2 separate regions of the Mus musculus genome follow, and region 2 is linked to region 1. A link is a loop called in an ENCODE intact Hi-C map of the cell type or tissue named here. Cell type or tissue: left cerebral cortex. All regions are shown on one strand. Each heading gives the region's core, and the rest is flanking DNA. Links, peaks and the distances in the headings are about the cores only.

Region 1 (3,539 bases), core at 681-3,180:
TTCTAAAACTAGGGAGCCTGCGCTGACCTCACTGGGCTGTCAGGCTCAGCAGTGCTGTCTACACTGTAGCTGTTGCTATGGTGCATACACTCTTTATCTCTTTATCTCCAGACTTCTGGAAATTCTTTTCCCGTCTCCAGGTCTCTATTTCTAGTCTAGGCTGTCCTTCCCTTCTCTATCATCCCCACTCCAACATGAGAACAGGAATGATGATTTCCTGTAGGTGAGGAACTGCCATCCTTGGTGGGGGTGGGGACGGGAAGAGGCTACCCTGTACTCATTTAAACTGGGCCTTTCAGGGATGCCCATCCCCCTCCACAGATGGGCTATGCACATAGAGGATTCCCTGGGAGATCCCAAGGCATCGAGGCTTGAGCTATGCACCCCTTCCCTCCTCCAGGCTACCTGTGCTAAGATGCGCAAGGACAAGCTACATTGCCTCAGAAGAAACTGTAGATATGAGGTCAGGAGGGGAGCAGGGGACAACATTCAGAGGAAAAAAACAAAAAACAAAAAACACTGGAGCACACATGACGGTTTCAGGGCTAATCCCAGCGTAAGTCCTAAACACAGTCCCTTCTGATTCTGATTGCAAAAATCAATCCTCTCAACCTCCAAAAAAGCTTGTTAGTTCCCAAGTCCAGACCCACCCCCGAATGCCCCTCAGACTTGAATGTTTTCACTCAGCAACAAACCCCTGATGTTTCTTCCTCCCCTTCCACAGCTGCAGAGGAGAAATCTTGCACTGTGAGACACTGGGAGAGAGGAGGAAAGGTTGGCCGCGCCATCAGAGCATCTTCACAGCCTGACTCACAGGCAGTCACAAGCCCAGCGGGTGATGTGGTAGAGGACTGCGAAGCAACACAACTCTGAGGGGGATATGGCTTCTGGGGATATGTCTGAGGGTGAACTGGGGGAGGGGAGGGGATCTGCTGGAGAACAGATAGGCAGGTGAGAGCGAAAGAATAAAGAGGACTGGAAAGAACAACGCAGAATAGGGGACTATTTACAGGGAGTGAATGTTTGAGAATGGAAGATACTGTCTGGGCCTCCGATTGTGTTTCCAAGCTCCAGAGACACACCTCATTTCTTCAACTGAAAGCTGTCCTTCACTGTCCCCAAGGGCAGGGCTGATTTTCTCCCCTAGCGACCTTGATGTAGACGTACAGCCTGAAGGGGACAGTGAAATGGCTACATCCCAGTTCTCTGTCCCTTTTCTCTCCGGGAAACACCTGGGCGGTGGCTGAGCCCCTGCTTTCCTTCCCAATCTTTCTGAGTACCCGCCCCGCCCAGCCGCATTCCGCCTTCAGCACCACGGACAGCAAACAGAGCTGTGGACCCGACTGACCCCTGTTCTTCTCCAGCGTTCCCAGCGTCCCTGATCTGTTCTACTGAACTGGGCAAGTGCTCGGTGTGTGGTTAAAGCGTGGTAGAGAGTGGAACTAGGCTTCTTCCTCAGGTCTCCAAGCTTTGGGGCATGATATAATTTCCCACATCCCCAGAAAACAGTACTGAAAAGAGGCAAGGTTTCCAAACTCCGATGCTCTCTGTGGTCATTGAGGTTCCTGCATTGGGTGCACTAAGTCCTCGGAGATTACCTGATGTTCGCTGTCCCTTATGCTTCCCTAACCTGACAAAACACTGAGGACCTCGGGGAAACCCGCCTAGGAATTCCCAGGCTGGGTTGGGGGAGGTGACTCCACCCGGCCGGTAGCACTGGTGTCCCTCGCTCTCCCCGTTGAGCCCCCCGTACCGGAAGTCGCTGTAGGGGTGGATGATCCAGGCCCCGGCGGACTTCACCCTCTCCTGCTCGATTTCTACTGCTTTGTGGCTGCCGAAGACCCGGAGAGAGAACTTGTTGACCGTCGGCTGCAGCAGCGTCCCGAGCTGCCGCCTCTTCGGCTCGGGCGCAGACTCCGGCACCCCACCTGAGGCCGCGCGGGCCTGGGCCGGAGCCGCAGGAGGCGTCTCGCGTGCAGGGGTCGCCGCTTCGCCGGCCCCCGCCGCCGGCCGCGCCTCCTCCTCCATGATTGCCCTCACTCGTAGGGCCTCCCCAACCGGTCCAGGGCCATGGCGGGCGCGCAAGTCTCTGGGAGAGCAGCCCAGGCAGGGGAGCTCCGACCCGCGTGCGCCCGGGGCACAGGGGGCGTGTGCAGGCGACAGACGTGCGAGAGCTGCGCCCCCTGGCGAGGGCTGCGTGAGACTGGGCGGGGCGGGGCGGGGCGGGCCGCTGGCACAACTGCTGCCCACACTTTCCCGAGAGGGCGTGGCTTAGGGGTCCTGAGGGTGGGTGGGTGCTGTGTGTGTGTGTGTGTGTGTGTGTGTGTGTGTGTGTGTCTGTCTGTCTGTCTGTCTGTCTGTCTGTCTGTGTCTGTGTGTGTGTCTGTGTGTCTGTGTGGTGGGAGTGCTCAGCTTGCTTCTGGAGGCGGGAAACTCACTAGGGCATATGCAGCCTGGGGACCTCCTGAGGGTCAGGGACAGAATGGGAATCTGTTCTGACCATGTCCTTTCTCAGCACTCTCCTAGGAGTCTTGCTATGCCAGAGATCCTCTAAACTGCTTTCTGTAGTATGTGTTTCCTAATTCATTAAGACAACCTTTAGCAAAACCATTCACTGAGTGCATGCTGAGGATGCAAAACTGAGCACAGAAATCTTAGCTAAGTCAATGGTTCATCTCCATAAACAGATCAACAACCAAGGAAATACCATACTACATGCCTTTCTGAGCTTTACGTGTAGAACAACTTTTTTGTTTTGTTTTGTTTTGTTTTGTTTTGTTTCAGACAGGGTTTCTCTGTGTAACCCTGGCTGTCCCGGAACTCACTTTGTAGACCAGGCTGGCCTCGAACTCAGAAACCCGCCTGCCTCTGCCTCCCAAGTGCTGGGACTAAAGGCATGCACCACCACCACCCAGCTTCTTTCCTCTTCTTACAGCCACTGCCTGAGATAAACCGTCATAATCTCCAACTAAATTATTTCAAGAAGTTTACATTTTGTTTTTGACATGGGCTGTAGCTCAGGCTGGTCTTGAACTTCTGATCTTCCTCTGAATTTCAAGCACTGGGATTACAAATGTGTGCCACTCTACCTGGTCTCAGAAGTTTTTAATAATTTTCAAAGTCTGCTGGACTTGGTGTTGCAGTCTTTTAATCCCAGTACTTGGAAGGCAGAAGCAAGTGGATCTCTGTGAATTTGACACCAGCCTGGGCTATATTGTAAGTGCTAAGACAACCAGGGATACATAAAGAGACTGTCTCAAAAGAAAAAAAGAAGTCTTCACCAAATTCTCCTAGACAAATTCATGTTTCAGTCTCCAAGTACACTTTCTACATCCACATGACACTGTTCAGTTTTCTTAAAGTCCTTCCAAGTGTCTCCATTTTAGAAATACATTTAAGGGCTGGAGAGATGGCTCAGTGGTTAAGAGCACTGACTGCTCTTCCAGAGGTCCTGAGTTCAATTCCCAGCAACCACATGATGGCTCACAACCATCTGTAATGAGATCTGATGCCCTCTTCTGGTTTTATATTATACATAA
Region 2 (3,539 bases), core at 557-3,056, 210 kb before region 1:
CCTCACACACTCAACCTGCGGGTGGCGACCCGAGGAGAGGTCTAACAACCCTTCACAGGGATCCCATATCAGATATCCTGTATATCAGATGTTTACATTAAGATTCATAACAGCAAAATTACAGTTACGAAGTAGCAACAAAACTAATTTTATGGTAGGGAGTCACCATGTGGAACTGTACTAAAGGGTCGTAGCATTAGGAAGGCTGCGCGGACCACTGCTCTAACATCAGGCTGCCAGTTGCAAACCGAGTTCGCACAATCTTTGAGAAGTGCACAAGGATCACACAAGCATCACAGAGGATAGGTACCCTCTGGGACTTTAACAAGGTTAAACTACATTAACATATTAACAGCCGTTCTGTCCGTTCATCCTCCGGTCCCAGGTCCGCAGCCCCGGGTCTGAAGGATGCCCTCTTGGAGGATCACCGACACTGCTGCCCTCATTCCCTATCTCGGGGCAGTTCAAATACACGCTCCTTTCCCTCCTTCATCATTGCATCCCCTGTGTGGCTCAGTCCCCTTACCATGAGTCCAACACTAGGACTCCTGCTCCGGTGACCCGCACACACCGCCAGCGGCTGGATCCCAGGCACCCGTCCTGCAGTTGTGAAGCAAGCTCGGGTCGTGTGGCAGGAAGCTACCCAACGCGCAGTCGCCGCGGCTGCAACCACAGCCCAGCGGAGGGGCACCGCGCCACCCGCCCCGCGGCCGGAAGCGGGCAGCAAGCCTCGGCGTCGCGGTGGCCCGTCCCAGGAGGTCCGCGCCTAGGTACCTTCGCTCGCTCTTCAAAACATTCCGGTCACCGTGGCCAGCCTCGTCTGCGCGGGCGTGCCCGCTTCTCCCCGGCCCCAGCAGGGGCGCGCAATGGAACGTCCCGCGGGGGGGATTGTGGGAGGCGCACGTTCGAGGGGTGGGGGCGAAGGCGGCGGCAGCCGTGGCTGCCGTTGGTAGCCGTGGGGGCGGGGAAGAGAGGGAGGCGAGCCGAGGAGGAGAAGGAGGAGGAGGAGGAGGAGGAGGGAGGAGGCTCGGGCTCGCGCCAAGGAAGGTACGCGTGAGGGCCGAGAGGGAGTCGGGAGCGCGCGAGCCGGAGGCCCCAGAGCGAGCGCGTCGGTGCTGGCGGCGCGGGGCGGCCGGAGGCGGTGGTTGGAGGGCGCAGCTCGCGACCAGTCCGGACCCACTCGGAAGCGTGCGGGCGGGCGTGCGCGCTGCGCGGCCGGAGTCGGGTGAGGGAGGGAGGGAGGGAGGGAGGGAGGGCGGCGGGGAGAGCGCGCGGAGGGAGGAGTGGGAGGCGGGAGGGGGGGCACGCGGCGCCCTTCGCTGGCTCGCTCGCTCCCTCCCTCCCCAGAGCCGCCGCCGCCGCCGCCGCTGCCGCCGCCGCTGCCGCTCCCGCCGCCATTTTGGGTTCGCTTTGCGGAGGGGGGAGACGATCCCGGTCTCGGTTGCCGGACCCGCCTTCTCTCGGTTTCCCCTTTCCCGACCTACGCCTTTGGCTTCTCCTCTCTCGCGTTTCCGCCGGTCCGCTTACCCGCTGGCCGCCTCCTGACAAGCGGGAAGGGTTACAGTGTGGAGCCAGGGAAGCCGAGGCGCCAGGCTGCCACCCTCTCTCTCTCCACTTGCCTGCACTCGGCGCTCTCGGCCTCGCACGGTGAGTAGTGCGGTGTGAGCAGGCCTTTGAAGGCCCCAAGTAGTCTCTCCTTGGCTACCCGGGATCCGCTGTCACCCCCCCGGACCTGGACCTCCGGGAGAGCGGGGTGAGGATGGGGGAAGGGAGAGCAGGGATAGGGATCCTGAGCTTACCGGGAAGTCCCTCTAGGCGGGGTGACGGGGTGTCCCTGACCAGCGGGCTCTTGGTTTGGGGGAGGGGGACGGGAAAGTAAGCGAGTGGAGGCGGAGTCGCTTGTGCCCCTGACAGGTTAGTTTGTGTAGTAGGCCCGATTGGAGCATCCCCCAAGATCCAGTTTATGTCTGTTTAAGTAAGGGACAAAAGTAGCAAGGGAGATGATCTTCAGCGGGTAGTTTACCTGTACAAGATCTGTGGTGTTCTCGAAAGGCGGAAATATATGCAGACATGACATAGTGATCTGAGTGTTAATAAGTTTAATAAATGTCACTGGTTAGTTTCTACTTGGAAAGAAATGTTTTGGGTCTTGAAGACCAGATGGTCTGTTGGTTTATAGCTGCTCTGTTTATATGTGTATAATTCGAGGATGGAGAGTGTTCAGGAAGAGTTTGCCTGCATTTGGGGAAGTTCCCTTTGTAAGTTAGCTTATTTAAAAACAAATGCTGGGACATGTGTTCTCTAGGTCGATAAATGTGCATGTATTTTAGCATTAGTATGATTAGTATGATAATACAGAATGCATGCTAAGATCAGGAAGGGGAGAAACTTGACATAGTCTGTGCCTTTGAATAGAGTCAGTTGTGTAAATATGAAAGCCAGACCAACATCCTCAGAGTGATCGCTATTAGGCTGAGAATAAGGGGAGATGTTTTTGACCGTGTGGATTTATAGTAGTGCATAAAGTTTTTATATTCAGAGTACTCTTTCAGTTCGTAATCCTAAAACTGTAAAAATTATAGGAGAATAGGAAATCCCGGCATAAAGAGGTACTTTTCCAAGGTCATGTGTTAAATTAGTGGCAATGTTGAGATATTTTGATTACTAATTTAGTAATGTATTGTCCATATTATCATAGTGCCTCAGGAGATTGTTATTGCCAAATACAAGTGTATTTTGAAAGTAGGTAAATATGATTGGTTAGATTATGCTTGGGAGAACTTAAAAGTGTCAAACATGTATAGAATATACACTGTCCTATATGAGATAGGTATTTGTAATTTTGTTGTGTTTACAAAGCAAGCAGACCACTTCTGACAGCTTAGTATGTATGAAAGTTCCAATGTGTTGCTGGGCAGTGGTGGCACATGTTTCTAATTCCAGCACTTGGGAGGCAGAGGCAGGTGGATTTCTGAGTTCGAGGCCAGCCTGGTCTACAGAGTTGGTTCCAGGACAGCCAGGTCTACAGGGAGAAACCCTGTCTCCCAAAACCAAATAAATAAATAAATAAATAAATAAATAAAAAGTTAAACTGCTTCCACAGCCTACTTTGTATCTGTATAGCTGTTGTTTGTTGCTGGTTGGGTTTTTTGTGTGTGTGTGTGTGGGGGGGGTGGGGGGTCAGGGGGAGGGTCAGGGGGAATAGATTAACCCTGCTAGCAGGCATTCTACCAAAGAGCCACACTCGTATTTGGGCAGCTTGACTTTATTTCTGCCAGTGACAGGATCTTTTCGGACTCATCCAACAAAATAATTGATTCCTGTCTTGGGGTAAGAATTATCAAGATCTGTTGATTAGGTTGTTGGAATAGATAGGGATGCATAAGAGGGGAGTTGTGAACATACAGAGAGCAAATAAATCTGTGGAACTGAAACCACCAACCCTTTTTAAAAAACCAGTCTGAATGTGGCACACACTTGCAATCCAAGCATTCCGGAGGCTGAGGCAGGAGGCGCCTGAGCTCAAGCTTCACATTAAG

What was found. Peaks named below come from ENCODE experiments on the same cell type or tissue, not always from the same donor. Only the 100,000 strongest peaks of a DNase experiment are listed, where the experiment ranks them.
Region 2: a loop joins it to region 1, with 3 times the contacts of the local background. A loop is called at or near these places in 5 of 42 quality-filtered maps.

What each region holds. Positions count from the first base shown.
Region 1 is chr3:89,158,032-89,161,570 of GRCm38, forward strand. Hcn3 (hyperpolarization-activated, cyclic nucleotide-gated K+ 3) reads right to left here and starts at 2,126. Exons shown (of 8, transcript NM_008227.1): 1 at 1,754-2,126. The coding sequence starts at 2,028. In left cerebral cortex, for the core only: a CTCF peak has its summit at 2,170; DNase peaks (open chromatin) are centred at 809, 1,658 and 2,039; H3K4me3 peaks cover 1,560 bases; H3K27ac peaks cover 300 bases.
Region 2 is chr3:88,949,342-88,952,880 of GRCm38, forward strand. It overlaps Dap3 (death associated protein 3), which reads right to left and starts at 941. Exons shown (of 13, transcript NM_022994.3): 1 at 527-941. The coding sequence starts at 529. It also overlaps a transcript of Ash1l not described here. In left cerebral cortex, for the core only: CTCF peaks have their summits at 837 and 1,623; DNase peaks (open chromatin) are centred at 667, 994 and 1,609; H3K4me3 peaks cover 2,426 bases; H3K27ac peaks cover 1,831 bases.